Linked DNA regions of Homo sapiens: region 2 is linked to region 1. The links are chromatin loops, found by intact Hi-C in ENCODE. Cell type or tissue: PC-3. All regions are shown on one strand. Links, peaks and the distances in the headings refer to the core of each region. The heading gives the core; the rest is flanking DNA. Region 1 overlaps LOC101929555 (a long non-coding RNA gene). Region 2 overlaps LOC101929555 (a long non-coding RNA gene).

Region 1 (7,218 bases), core at 1,120-5,119:
CAATCTATGGTATTTTGTTACAGCAGCCTAAATGGAATAATAGCAGCAGAGGTTACTTAAGAGAAATGCCACTACACTTAATGTACAGAGTGAGAGAGAGGTATACTAGGATGCATCACATACAAGTGCTAAAATGTATGGATGGCCATTGTTTTGGACTGAGCTCCTGCAGTAAGCCTCAAGAGACCAGACCAAATCACAATGGAACCACTCATGCTAGGTACCGCAAAATCAAACATACCTTTAAGATGAGCTGGTAGGAAGAAAAAAGAAGAGAAGAGAGAAGAGAAGAGAAAAGAGAAGAAAAGAAAGGAAAGGAAGGAGATTTACAGCACCAGGCAGTCTACTTGAGCAGGCATGATAAGGAAGTCCTCTCTGTGAACTCTGTAACTTTGAAATGACCAGTCTGCTTTTTGTTCCTCGGTTTTGGTTTCTTCAGCATTTTCTGCTTGTAAAGCCAACTGCCTCTACTCAGGTCATCAGAGCTGATATCTATTTTCCAGAAGGGATGCTGCCTGATTCATGAATTGCTAATAAAAGCCAATTACACCTTTAAACTCAATTTGTTGAAATTGTATCTTTTGACAAATAATAAGTTTCAAGACATAGAGAGGAAGCTTTCTCAAAGAAGGTGACATGTGAGTTGGTCTTAAAATACCAGCAGGAGTTTGGCAGAGGAGGAAGAGATTCCAAACTTAGTGACAAGCATATATAAAGGTAGTGACAAAAGGCATGTAGATAATGTGTACGCCTATGACTTAAGTGCATGTGGGCACATGAGCCCTAGGACACATATCCAAAGACAAAATGTTCATAGTGGCCCAGCCAGTTTGAACAGAAAAAAAGCAACTAGAAGCTACAGTGGGAGGATGTCTTTTTAAATGAGGAACGATTACATTCTGGAATACTATACAGTAGTAAAAATGGATGAATTATAGCTACATAAAATACCATGGATAAATCTTAAGAATAGGGAAATTGATTAAGATGGCAGAATTTGTACAGTATGACTGCACTTCTAAAAAGTTCAAAAATGTGCAAAACTGAATGGATTTTGTTGTTATGGGTTTAATAAAAATGGTAAACAGCAAAAAGGCCAGTGTGGCTGGAGCAGAGAGAAAGGCAGTAAGAGTGGGAGGATATGGTATCAGAAACATGGTGAGGCAGGCACAATGGGGTTAGGGCCCACTGGCCATCATAGGCCTTGAGGTTTCCCCTGAGTGGAGTGGGGAGCCATTGCAGGCTTTTGAGCAAAGGAGTGACCTGATCCAACTAATGTTTTCAAAGTCTGTATGTATGTCTAAATTGTGTCCATCTATGAAACAAATATATTGCCTACATGATAAAACATATGTAACAAATTAGACATATCACACACTAATATACCAAGCCATAAGCCATTCTTAGGGTGAAGTTCTTTGTTAATGACAGTGGATATACATTCACATTTCATATAGCTTTACTGATAGTTTTGAAATGCAGAAGCTGGCCCTACCACTGCTGTTGTAGTCTCATCACATGGCTGACAAAGGGTTTGTCATGGGAGTAAGAAAATGCCAGTTTAGCTATTTCTCACCATCCACTTGGGCTTGCCTTACAGATACTGTGTTCAACTTGTGGTTTTGCTGTAGGGATATGTTTAAGCAGTTTGTTCTTTTGTGGGGGTTAGTTTAGGTGACATTTGGTAAGGTAATCTGCAGATATTCATCAGGACACCCATATAACAGCAATGCACATGACTGGAAGCAAAGCCACAGGCACCCTTCCTCTCCCCAACTCTCCACCCCTGTCTGCATCTCTGAGGATTCCATGGAATAGAAGGTGAAGTCCTTGGACTGGATGGTTCCTATGGTACCTACAGGCCTATGAACATCAGGTCTGGAGGAGAAAGGCATGTGCAGACAATGCCTTGGTCAGAGGGATAGGTACAAAATCCTCCAAAAGGGATGGTTTAGAGCTGCCATTCAGTACAGATGTCACTAGTCATATGTACTATTATTGAGCTCTGGATGTGGCTAGTGCAAATTGAGATGAGCTTTAAGTGTAAAATACACCTGCATTTCAAAGACCTTGTTAAAAAGAACAGCAAAATATCTCATTAATTTTTTAAAAAGTGCATTTTTAGAGTGCATGTGAAAATAATATTTTTATACTATTGGGTTAAGTTTAATAAATTATTAACATTAATTTTACCTGCTTTGTTTTTGCCCTTTTTTCCCTATTATTTGTTTAATGTGGCTACTAGACAGTTTTTTATTGCATACATGGTTCATGTTTGTGGCTCACATTATATTTCCATTGAATAGCACTGGTCTAGACAGAAAACCAGTTCCCTAAGTTATGGAAAAGTCCAAATTTATCAACATTATCAGCACCTTTTGTTCCAATTGGTCTTGCCCATCATGTTCCCAATAATGGCCCCATTAGGTAAAGAAGCCTGTGGTGAATGCCTTTATGGCACATTGTGAAGGTGGTGCCCTGTGATTCAGGAAGGCGATGACTAATGAACTAGGGCTCTGCCATGTACTTGCCAAGTGACCTCAGAAACATCACCGGCACATTGCTTTCCTTCCTTGTCTGTAAAAATGTGAAGGAAATTAATCATATAATATTCCATCTTTCTGGCTCTGGGTGCCTCCTTCCAGAAGTATTTGCACTTTTAAAACGGAGTCTCTAGAAGGCAATGCTCAACCCAAATTAAGAAATGCCAAATGGCAAAACTTCAGGCCCCAGTGGAGGAGGAGTTTTGGAGTAGAGAAGATCCTCCCGGGTCCCTGCAAATCACAGCTCAGATTCTATGTGAACCTGATAAACATATAGGAACTCACAGGACAGACTGACCCTGTGAGAAGTAGTAGGCTGGGATGGAGATTCCAGATGGGTCTTCATTTGTACCACCAAGCACATGCTGTCGATTTAAGCTGCATGGTCAGGCTATTATTTCATGAGCACATCCTCCTCTGGCAGACACACACACACTTCCATAAGTGCAAACATCCACATGCACACACAATGAGACAGCAGAAAGTGCTTAAAAAAGCAGCCTCCCAGTCCAAGAGGAAAGTATCCCTCACTTAGAGAGACAGAGGGCCAGGAAGAGGTCTCCAGGAGCCTCAGGAAGCAGGTGGCACGCTGCCAGGTCATGCATAGGAGCCTGATCCAAGGCCAGTGAGGCAGAGCAGCAGAAGCCGCAGGGCATCCAGAGACAAACAAATAATGAGCTGGCAGCTCCAAGAGAAGTGGCAAAGCTAACTGCATACCTGACAATGGTAAGCAGTTAGGCAAAATGGAGAGTTCCAGCAGGGAAAAACCTACAGTTATTACAGTGGGCCTGGCTCTGAAAAGTGAGGGGAAAGGGCACTTAAGAAAGGAGAGATTCTTCCCCAAAAATAGCAGCTGTGAGATGGAGAAGGGATGGGTGCCCACATTTGTGCATTCACTTCATTCGACGCCATGTGGACAAACAGATCATTTACAATGCTTTGAACACAGACAGATAAATTAAAATGAAGTTCCCCTTAAACCACCCTTATCAATCCAAGCTTTATCCAACTCCAAATTCTACCTCCTCCAGGAAGCCTTCCTTTCCCAGCAACTGCAGTCATAAATGGTCTTGCTATGAATTTCCAAAGCAATTTAAAGCAGATAGTCAGGGCCAGATCTAGGGGGAGAAATCAACTGAACACCTCACATACAAAAAATCAACTTAATTTAAAATTGTTTATTTTTTGTTCAGAAAGAAAACATTCACCTCTTTTTTAAATTAAAACAGTAAGCATCTAATTTTATGAAATTAGTACTAGATAGAATATATTAAAGGGTAGGAGAAAGACAAAAAGAAATGAGATGGGAGGAAAAGGAAGAGAGTAACAAAATAAGTGGAAAAGGGAGCAGTAGATGGAGGAGAGAGAAAGATAGACAGGAAGAGAGAAACAATTACATGAACGAAGAACTAAAGAAGAAAGAAAGGCTGGAAGGACTTGCTGTACACTCAGAATGTCACCTTTAAAAAGAATATGTATTCTGCTATGGACTTTTTCTAAAAATGTTCATTAGGTCAAATTGGTTACTCGAGTTGTTTAGGTCTTCCATAACCTTATTGATTTTACATCTAGTTGTATCAATCACTGAGAGAGGCATGCCGGAGTCTCCAACTATGATAGCATGTTTTCTGTTTCATCCTCCAGTTCTGTCAATTCTTCCTTTATTTATTTTCAAGTTTTATGGTAGGATGCGTATATGTTTAGAATTGTAATGTCTTTTGGTGAATTGACCCTTTTGCTCTTCTGTAGTATTCTTCTTTTCCCTTGTAACTTTCCATGTTATGAAATCTATCTTTTCTGACATTAATCTAACCACTTCAACTATGTTTTTAAATTATGGTAAACTACACATAACATAAAATTTACCACCTTAGTCACTTTTAAGTGTTCAGTGATGTTTAGTGGTGTTAAGTATATTCACATAGTTGGGCAACCAATCTCCAGAATGTTTTTATCTCGCAAAACTGAAACTCTGTACTCATTAAGCAACATTTCACCCATTTTCTTCTCCCCACAGCCCCTGTCAACAACCATCCTACTTTCTTCCTCTATAAATTTGACCATTCTAGATACTGTATACAAATGGAATTATACTGTATTTGTCTTTTTTGACTGGCTGATTTCAGTTAGCATAATTTCCTCAAGAGTCAACCATGTTGTAGCATGTGTCAGAATTCCCCTCCTTTTTAAGGCTGAATAATATTCCATTGTGTGGCTAGGCCATATTTCATGTATCTATCCAGCTGTCTATGCACATTTGGGTTGCTTGTACCTCTTGGCTGTTGTACATAACGCTGTGAACATGAGGGTACAAATATCTCTTGGGAACTGGTTTTCAATTCTTTTGGATCTATACCCAGAAGTCAAATTGCTGGATTGTATAATAATTCTATTTTAAATAGAACCACCAGACTTTTTCCATATTGGCCACACCACTTTATATCACTTCAGTTATCTCTTGATTACTGTTTGAATGGTACATATTCTCCATTATTTACTTTTAAACTAAACCTATTTGTATTTTTATATTTAAAGTCTGTCTCATAGACAACATAGAGGTGGGATGTTGTTTTGTTGTTATTTTCCACTCTGACACTCTCGGTGTGTTAAGACCATTTATATTTCATGCGATTTTATGTAATTTAACTGACATGATTGAATTTAGATCTATCGTTTCATTAGTTTTCCCTCTCTGTTTCTTGCTCCTGTTTCCCCTTTCCTGCCTTCTCTTGCATTATTTGAATATTTTTAGTATTATATTTTAATATACCTTTTAACTTTTTAGCTATCTCTCTTCATATTATTTTTAATGGTTTCTCTATAAAGTGTAATATACATGGACATTTTTTCACAGTCCATTTAGAATTAATAGTTTACCACCTCAGGCAAAATATAAAAGCTAGGAATGTCCATTTTAAAGTGGCATCCAAGTGTAAAGGCAAGGTAAAGTAGAGTGTGTACTGTTTGTTTAGTACTGAAGTGGTGAATATGAATGCATACATGTTTGAACATGCATATAGTATTTCTGGAAGCCCACGCAAGAAATCCTTAGTAGTGACTGGCTCTGGGGAGGTCAAGGGTTGGAGGGAGGACAGGGATGGGAGCAGAGTTGTTTCTCATGGTAAATCTCCTTGTATCTTCATTTTTTTTTTTACCAAGTTTACCTATTGCCTTCTCAGAAAATAATTTGCAGAAAGCTTTATCCATTTATTATTCAAATATATCCCTATAAATGTCAATAGTGACACAATTGTTGAAGATTTTACAAAAGCTCAAATTCTAAAAAATTTAGAAGTTCTGCTTTTAAAAGAATAATCTAAAGCAATTGAAATTATACTTCAGTGACCACAGCAATCTCTTTTAAAGAGTAAGATGAAGTTAAATTAAAGGTCCCAGAATCTCTTTATAGAGTCACTTCCAGCCTTTCTCATTTCAGTGGATGACACAACATCTAAGCTCCAGTTATTGGTCTTAGTGAATCAGGGCTACCCTATTCTTCTTGCCAGTGATTGAATTACAGCTAAGCATGGGGCCACTGAGACCTGAGAGAAGTTCCACTGGAGCCCTTATGAGAATTCTTGCCCTTAAGATAAAGATCCCATTAAAGACAGCCCTATTTCTGCCTTTGGACATCACTGTGTTAGAATGTGTGGCCTAAAACTGCTGTAAAGAGGTGGAGGCAGAATCCTACCACCTACTCTCTCTTTGTTATGTGACTAATATCTTCCCTCTCTGTTTGATGTTTAAGAGTTTTTTTATTACTTGCAACTGATAGCTTTCTAACCAATATACCATCACTTTTTTTCATGTATTCATTATTCACATCCACATAAGCACTTCTACATGTGAGAGCTGAGATAGTCACCAGGAATACAGTATCGATAAATGCATGAGCCCTCGCTGCCTTCAAGGAGCCTATAGTCATGCATTCCTGCATCTGTCATGTCCCCTGCTTGCACTTGTCTCTCCTGATCATTTCTGACCCTTTGTGGCTCACCTCTATAATATACACACCTAATTGTTTACCTTCTCTGTGAACTGCCATGACTGACAACCCTTCCTCAATGCCATACACACCCTATGCTTTTGTTATAGCACTTTTCAGACTGCCTTGCAATCGCCTCTTCATTAGCCTGTGAGCTCCTATTGTGAACCCCCGAGGCAGCCACAGGGCCTGGATATTAATAATGCTTAGTCAGGCATCTGCTAACTAGCCACCCTAAGGACTGGGGGCACTGTGAAGGCAAGTTCAAATGTTGGGAAGAAGTCACCAGCTATTGCTTAGAAACCAGAGCAGGGGATGCAGGCAGGTCCTGAACTACAAGCCAAAAGATGAGAGAACACAGAGAGGAAGGAGGGCCATATTGGCAAAGGACAAAAACCCCTGTCCCTCTTGGCCCTTCCTCCAAGCCCCAAACTCCTTGACTTCTCCTCCCAGAGGTCACTGCACAACCAGGAATCCACCCAAAAGAAATATGAAGCTTTCATCTGTTTAGCTGTTTGGCTGGATGGGCCCTTGTTTTTATACTCACGGGTCTAGTTAGGTAACACTCTTCCCTTTCACCAAAGTTCTGCAGCCCTCCACCCCCACCCTCCTTGATCTTCAGACATGGCTCATTGTGTTTCTGGCCCTGCCTGCCTCCTTTCTAACCCATCCTTCTTAGTCAGTTCATCA
Region 2 (7,218 bases), core at 1,086-5,085, 55 kb after region 1:
GTTTTGCCAAGGTCACAAGGACCTCAGGGTCCGTATGGTTGTAAGAAGCAGACTAGGCCCTAAGGTTTCTTCCATGTCTGGCATCCTAGGGGGTTAGGACTGCCACTGAGATGCTGAACAAATGATAAGGCAGGCACTTCCCCGACAAAGAATTTGTGTTGGTGGCAGGAGGAGAGAAGAAAGCTGCGACCAGGAGAGCTGAGCCAGGAGCTTTTGCCCACCTCATCATCTAAATGAGCATCAGACTCTCAGGTGTTGCAGATAAAATCCCCTGGCATGTGATCATAGGTGACATCTACCCAGCGCTCATGATGGTAATGCCAGGCACTACTCCAAGCTCCTTACATGATCAATCATTTAACCCTCACAACCTTGGGGTCTAAACAGTACTGTTAGTCCCATTTTACAGATGGGTAAATTGAGGTATGGAGCTGTTAAGTCACTGGCCCAGGATCACACAACCAATAAGTGACCCAGCTGGAGATGGAACACAAGCAGGCTGGCTCCCAAGTCCATGACGTGAACCATACCAGATACTGCCTGTCAGAAGTGTAAACAGCCCTGTCTCATAATCACCTCCTTTGATTTGGAAGCCTAGACCAGGGGTCAGCAAACTATGGCCTGAGAGATTCAGAGCTAAATCTAGCTGACCAACTGTTTTTATAAATAACATTGCATTGAAATACACCCACATTCATTTATTTATTGACTGATTTGCAAAAAACAAGGGCAGCAGTGAGTAGATGCAAGAGATCATAGGCCTGCAAAGCATAAAACATCAACTTTCTGACCCTTTATAGATAAAACTTGTTGACCCCTGACCTACAGTATGCACCTAAGGTGTGTCCTATGTGTCCTAAGATGGCTCCGACACTTGCTATGTGACCCCAGACAAGTTGCTTTCCTGAATCTCCATTTCCTCATCTGTAAAATGTGCTTGTGGGAATTTGGTGAGGAAGTGTGTGTATGTGTAAGTGCCTGACCCAAGGCAGGTGTTTGATAAGGGTTTGCAGCTATCATTGCCAATAGTATGATGAAAATTATGACTGATTCCTATGATATCACTGAAGACAGGGCAGAGACCTTTATGGCCACTTTATGGGCAATGAAACCCTGGTGCAGAGAGAGGATATGGTGAGAGGCAGAGCCCAGGTCTTCCCAGTCCAAGTCCTGCACTCTGCTGCCTCCTTTCCCCCGCCTTCCAATCCATAGCTGCCCTAGTCCTCATTTATGTTTGCCAGCGTGCGGAGCAGCCCTTCTGTGTTTGTGAGTTTTCGGCATCTGTAAGTACCCACAGCCGCACAGAGCTCGCCAGCACAGACATTTGTCAAAGATGACATGCCAGTCATCCATGCCACCGGAGACAGTGACAGATGCGCTCTCCAGCCCCACCATCCAGGCAGTGGAGGATAGATGGGGCCTTGGCACCGGCGCCCGCTCTTGGCCTGGCATGTGCAGGGAGCTGCAGACCAGGCAAGAGACAAATTGCAGCCTGGTCAGTGGGCAGGAGGCTCAGTGTGCATGCAGGCAGATGTGGCTGCAGCCTGCCCCTGAACCAGACACCTGCCTGCCCTCCCCAGTGTCCTAGACCTGCCCAAATCTGGTGTTTGCTTAAGATTTGTATGTGGTCACTGATGAGGAGGTGAGTGCTCACGGGCTTTGGGTTGTTTCCAATAATAATAGTGACAATGGCTGATGCTAACATATGCTGCTCTGCTGTTCTAAGTCCTTAGCATACATCGAGCTCTTTAATCCTTAGCCATCCGGTGGTGGAGGTACAGGAAACTGAGCCTAGAGAGGTTGGAGGCCTCTTCCAAGTTCACACATTAAGTGGCAGAGGCAGGAATCAAATCCAGACACTCTGGCTCCAGAGTTCAATGCCCCTCAGGACTACTGTCTAATATTTGAGAGCCTGGAGTGGAGGAAAAATCGTGACTAGGCAAAGGATTCAGGTAGGCAGGGCTCACCACTAACCTGAGTGGACAGGAACAGGTTGCCCTGCCTCAATTTTTCCACCAGAAAAAATGAGCAGTGGCTGCTATTGCAAGGCCCTGCAAGGTCCCAGACCAGCTCCAGGGCAGGCCTCTCTGTTCTTCTGGGACCCTTGGGCACTAGGTCCTCTGCCGACACACATTCACTCCCTCCGCCTAATAATCCCAACCCAGATCCCCTGGAGTATCATCTCGTAGTTCATTAAACCATCACCTCTGTGTCCCTGAGGCAAGCTTGCAGTCTGTTGAGATTTTGTAGGGATGTTTATGGCTAGTGGCAGCAAAGGGAACAGACCACATAAAACAAAAAGAGACAGTATGAGCTCTTAAAAAGTTTCCAAAGTCTGGCATAAAAGCTCCCACAGGTGTTTCATTCATACAAATGACCAGCTTCCCTCCGCTCTGGATGAAGGGTTTGGAAAGACCAAAGTCTGGTTCAGTCCAGCCAGTCTCCTATTGTGGGACCTTCCTTGCGAAAGTACCCTTCTTTCTCTGAGCCTTGGTTTCCTTGTCTGTAAAATGGGTATAATGATAGTACCTATCTCATAAAATTATTGTGAGGATTAAAACACAAAAAACACTTAGAACAGGGCCCGACACAAAGCGAATGCTCAACAAATGCCAACTGTTCTCATTCTCTGGTTTTTAGTTTCCTCAGTGGGAAAATGAGGAGGTGAGTTTTGTGCCAGGTATGGGCTTCTGGCTCGAACATTCTGTGACTTCATGATGTTCCTAGGGTGCTTCCTTGTCTCCTCCCACTTGCCTGAGTCTTTCTTCTTTGTTTCTGTGAGCCCCAGCCAATTAGTTTACTCACAAGTGTAGGGTAGAGAGAACTACACAAACAGGAAGTGTTACCACTCATACTCACAGTGGTGAATCATTCCAACCTTCCATCAAGTGGATCCACCTCCATTGGTCGACACAGCTGGGGAATCTGAGCTACTGTGGCCAGAACTCTGTTGACCACATCCTGCAATGACAGACCTCAGAATCCTTCCTGAACCTTCCATGGGAAGGAGTCTGTGACAGCCCACCTGTGTAGACTGGGCCTCATCAGCCTGAATTTGCTGAAATAAGTAATTCCAGTTTCCCTGAATTCATGCAGAGGGCACCCACGCTGGGAAGGAGTTTCTCTGGCTTTTCAAGCTCCATAAACACTTGAAAAGTCATTTTATTTTTCAATCTGTGGGCAGGATGCCACCAAACGAGGAAGCCTCATTAAACAGACCTTGAAGGCTATTTCTTTGTTGTTTTTTTTGTGGGAGTGGGATGAGGTTTGGTGTTGGCTTTTTTTTCCCCCACTGATGCTTTTTGGATAAACACATAAATCAGCATCATCTATATTCATTAGATATCGTGCCTTGTTCAGTACAAAATTACCCCTGTTTTGCATGACTTTCCCCCCTTGTGATTAATATAAATGACTTAAGTTAATTATGTTTCTCTTCATGGAAAAATGTATTTGTCAAAGTGCTGAAACATCAATAAAAAATAAACACTGTCATTTGAAGAAGGGCTCATTTGCAAATGAGTAGCTGGGGTGTGGGGAAAGGAATGGACTCACCCGTCTGGAGGTGTCATTCTGATTGAGTAGGCACACTTCATATTTACTAACAATGACAAAAGCATTTTTCTTAGTTAAGCACTCACAGGTCCTGATGAGGTAGACTGATGTCATCATTATTAACAATAATGACACCTCAGGCGTAGAGAAAACAATTTTCCTTACTAGAGAAAACTAACGCTGGGTATTTTACCATCCAGACCTCCAAAACTAGGCCCAGCATGGGGACTTTGCAGGAATAGACCAAGAGGCAAATACAGATGATTGGAGTGGGAGGGAAGAGAAGTGAAGAAAAGCAAACCATGGAGCTGGTGTGGCATCTCAGAGCAACATGGAAGCTTAGGGATGAGACAGCACAAACACCTCCCTGGGCCAATGACAAGACTAAGAACCAGAGAGGGGACTTGCCCCTTGGGTAAACAGCATATTAGTGGCAGAGCCCAGAGAGAACCCAGGACTCTTGACTCCTAGACCCCCACCCTTTCCCTGCACTCTGCTGCCTCCCTTGCCACCAGGGATCAAAGGCTCCCCCTCACTTGAGTAAGTGGTCAATGGCACCAGCAAGGTGCAGGGGCTCAGACTGCTGGACAGTCAGGGCCCCAGGGAAATCTACAGGTTACTGACTTTTTTCATGGTATCTGGAATAGCCTTTCCCCACACTGACTGTCTTAGTTTGGGTTTCCTGAAGGCAGACCCTGAGACAAGATCGTAGGTGCTGGTGGTTTATGTAAGAGGTGAGCCTAAGACACCAAGTGAGGTGGAGAAGTGAGACAGGGAAGGGAGAAAAGCCAATACAGGGCACATGTATGAGGGGGTTACTGCTTTGGACACTTGGACTCACTCCCCCCAGGAGTGACTGCAGAGAATATGCCTCTGAGTTGTCCCGGTGCTGGACAGGGAAGCAGAAATATTTATTTACTGACCTCTGGGGACTTTAATTTCCAACCCCTCTGGGTCACCCTGTACCTAAGCTGAGCAAACTCCCATAGTACCAGAAAAACCCAGAGATCCAAAACCCTGAGCAGGTGAGTGGGAAGCGCTAGTGGGCACAGTCACTGTCTATGGCAGATGCACGTGAACCTGGAGGTGGTATGGGGGGATGTGGGTGGGGCAGGCATGTTATCTACTACATCACCCTTATCTAAGTGCTCCCAGCCTTCCAAGAAATCCCCCCTCCAAGTAAACATGATCATCTTGTCTTCTGATGGTCAGAAACCATTCATCTGGCCACCTTATTTTACTTATCTTCTTAAATATTATTTCTGTCACCCTAAATATACTGTAAAGCATTCAAGGGCAAAATTAAGGCCATTATCATTCTGTCATTCAACAAATACTTACTGAGCACTTACTCTGTGCTGGACTATCTTTAAGGTGCTAGGAATATAGCATCAAAGATAAAGAAAATCCTTGTCTTCAAGGAACTTGCATCTTAAAAGTAGAGCTAGACAATAAACACATAAATAAATGCTATAATTTCAAGTGGTGATAAGTGGCTCAAAGAAAAAGAAAGCAGGGTAAAGGGGATAGCATAATGGAAGTGCAGTACTCCTGGGGACATTTGAGCAAAAGCCTGAATGAAATACCGGAGTAAGCCATGTAAGAATCTGGTGGAATGGAATTCAATCAAAGAGAATGTCAATGCAAAGACCCTAGGGAATAACAGGAAGGCTGGTGTGACACTCAGCGGAGTGAAAAAGAAGGTGGTAGGAACTGAAGAAGGGGACAACCAGATCGTCTAGGACCTTACCTTTAAACAGTGCCTGGCACAAAAGAAAGGTACTCCAAGCTGACTGGATGGATAGATGGGTGGATATAACAGATGGAAGGATGGAAATAATGACAGACTAGTGGATGAAGAAAGAAGAAAACAAAGCAGGTTCTATAGGTAGAGTGTGGTGCCAATGGTGCATTCAAAGCCAGACTTTGCAGAAATAGCAAATATTGAACCCAAAGTACCCAATGAGTAGTTATTAGACCAAGGAAGCAGTTGAAGGAGAAATGTTCCTCTCTGGGCTTCAGCCAATGAGAATCCTAGAAACCTGAGTGTCCTTATCTTTCTTTACATTCCCTGCAGAGGCCCAGCTTCTCCCCTGTGGTGAGTATCCAATAACATTAAATGGTATTACAGTGGATTAATTAAACTTTGGTGGCTGGAAGCTAGTGAATCATTCCCTCCACCACATATTACCATGTTTACTCATCAGGGCTCCATTTTTAATAGCGGTCTTTTAATTAAAGCATGTCACCACGGTCCATTAGGGAAGAATTTGGAGGATGAGATGTGCATGTGGGTGCAAGCATCATTTAATTCAGCAGTTCTTTACTGAGTGCCTACTATGTGCCTGGCAAGTCTTGAGGTACTATGAGAAAATAAGGTGCAAGTGAAGGGCTTCAAGGAACTTACGCGATCAAACAAAGTGAATTCACACTCACGATCAACTGAGGAACATTGGCATATTAATCATTGCTTGCCAACTAACCAGAATTCTTTATTAGTAACTTCTCCCACCTAGTTTAATTTGGAAGAACCAGGCCAATCATAAGAAAAATTCTGGGGCTTTTCGTTTTCAGCAAAATATCCAGGGTATACTGTGGCCTAGACCCTGATGCAGTCATATATCTTTGGGAAAGCCTCCTAAAACTTCTGAGCCTCAATCAGTCTCTTCAAGAATAAAAGCAGAGGTTGTTCTTATCCAGAAATTCTCTAGATTCCAGCTGTAACATTTTCTCATCTGCGACCCTCCAAATCTCCAGGCCCAGACCATGAGGATGGGTTTTCCAGAATGGTGGAAATTTCATCTAAAGTCACTCTAAGATTTTTACCCACCAGAGAAAGATCCTTTTCATTACATTCATGACATTTTGTTTTCTGAATTTTCAAAGAGGACCAAGAAGACCTGTTTGGAAGTAGGAGTAGTTACAATGCATGCACTATGTGTGCACTTAGATGAGGAGGAACAAACCACATACTGCCAGAAAAGCAGGCTCTATTCATGGGGTGACTGGGTAAAAGGCATTGGAACTGGACCCTAAAGACTAGGTAATAGTTTGAGAGTAGGAGAAATGGGGGGAAAGAGCCAATTTTCAGCCTGATTCTAGCCATGTTCCAAGTATGGGTCCCCACTTTGCAACTGCATGACAAGCTCCCCCAGGAGGAGGGACCAGGTCTCTTTTTCTTTTGTCTGAGATTCTTCCTTCCAGCTCTTCACTCCTTAGGCGAGCTCAGCCAGTCTCATAGGTTAGGGCCCACCTGTGTGATGATGACTCCCACATTTCCATCTCCAGCTCAGCACCTCTCTGCGGAGCTCTCTATTCAGTCAGCTACCTGCTTGGCACAGCACTTAGAGGCTTCAAGACATCACAAACAACGTGGACAAAATGAGGCTCCTATTTCTGTGTCCAGTCTGTTGATCCTCATTCTTCAGGTCTCAATGTAGGAGTCACTTCCCCAGAATGTAAATATATATCTTACCCCAGAATGTGTGTGTGTGTGTGTGTGTGTGTGTGTGTGTATATATATATATATATACACACACATATATGAATATATTTGTTTATATATATTTATATATACATATATATGAATATTTATTTATTTATATATGAATATTTATTTATTTATTTATTTATGAATATATATTTATTTATTTATATATATAT

Evidence for each region. Hi-C counts contacts between places; a loop is a spot of excess contacts. Peaks named below come from ENCODE experiments on the same cell type or tissue, not always from the same donor. Only the 100,000 strongest peaks of a DNase experiment are listed, where the experiment ranks them.
Region 2: a loop joins it to region 1, with 10 times the contacts of the local background. A loop is called at or near these places in 7 of 110 quality-filtered maps.

The regions. Positions count from the first base shown.
Region 1 is chr6:40,904,449-40,911,666 of GRCh38, forward strand. The region is part of intron 1 of LOC101929555 (a long non-coding RNA gene); the gene reads right to left. Among named protein-coding and RNA genes, the nearest start is that of UNC5CL, 130 kb to the right of the region's middle. In PC-3, for the core only: no CTCF peak of the experiment used is centred there; DNase peaks (open chromatin) are centred at 2,513 and 3,143; H3K4me3 peaks cover 536 bases; H3K27ac peaks cover 1,712 bases.
Region 2 is chr6:40,959,573-40,966,790 of GRCh38, forward strand. All of the region lies in intron 1 of LOC101929555 (a long non-coding RNA gene), which reads right to left. Among named protein-coding and RNA genes, the nearest start is that of UNC5CL, 76 kb to the right of the region's middle. In PC-3, for the core only: no CTCF peak of the experiment used is centred there; DNase peaks (open chromatin) are centred at 1,669 and 2,859; H3K27ac peaks cover 2,349 bases.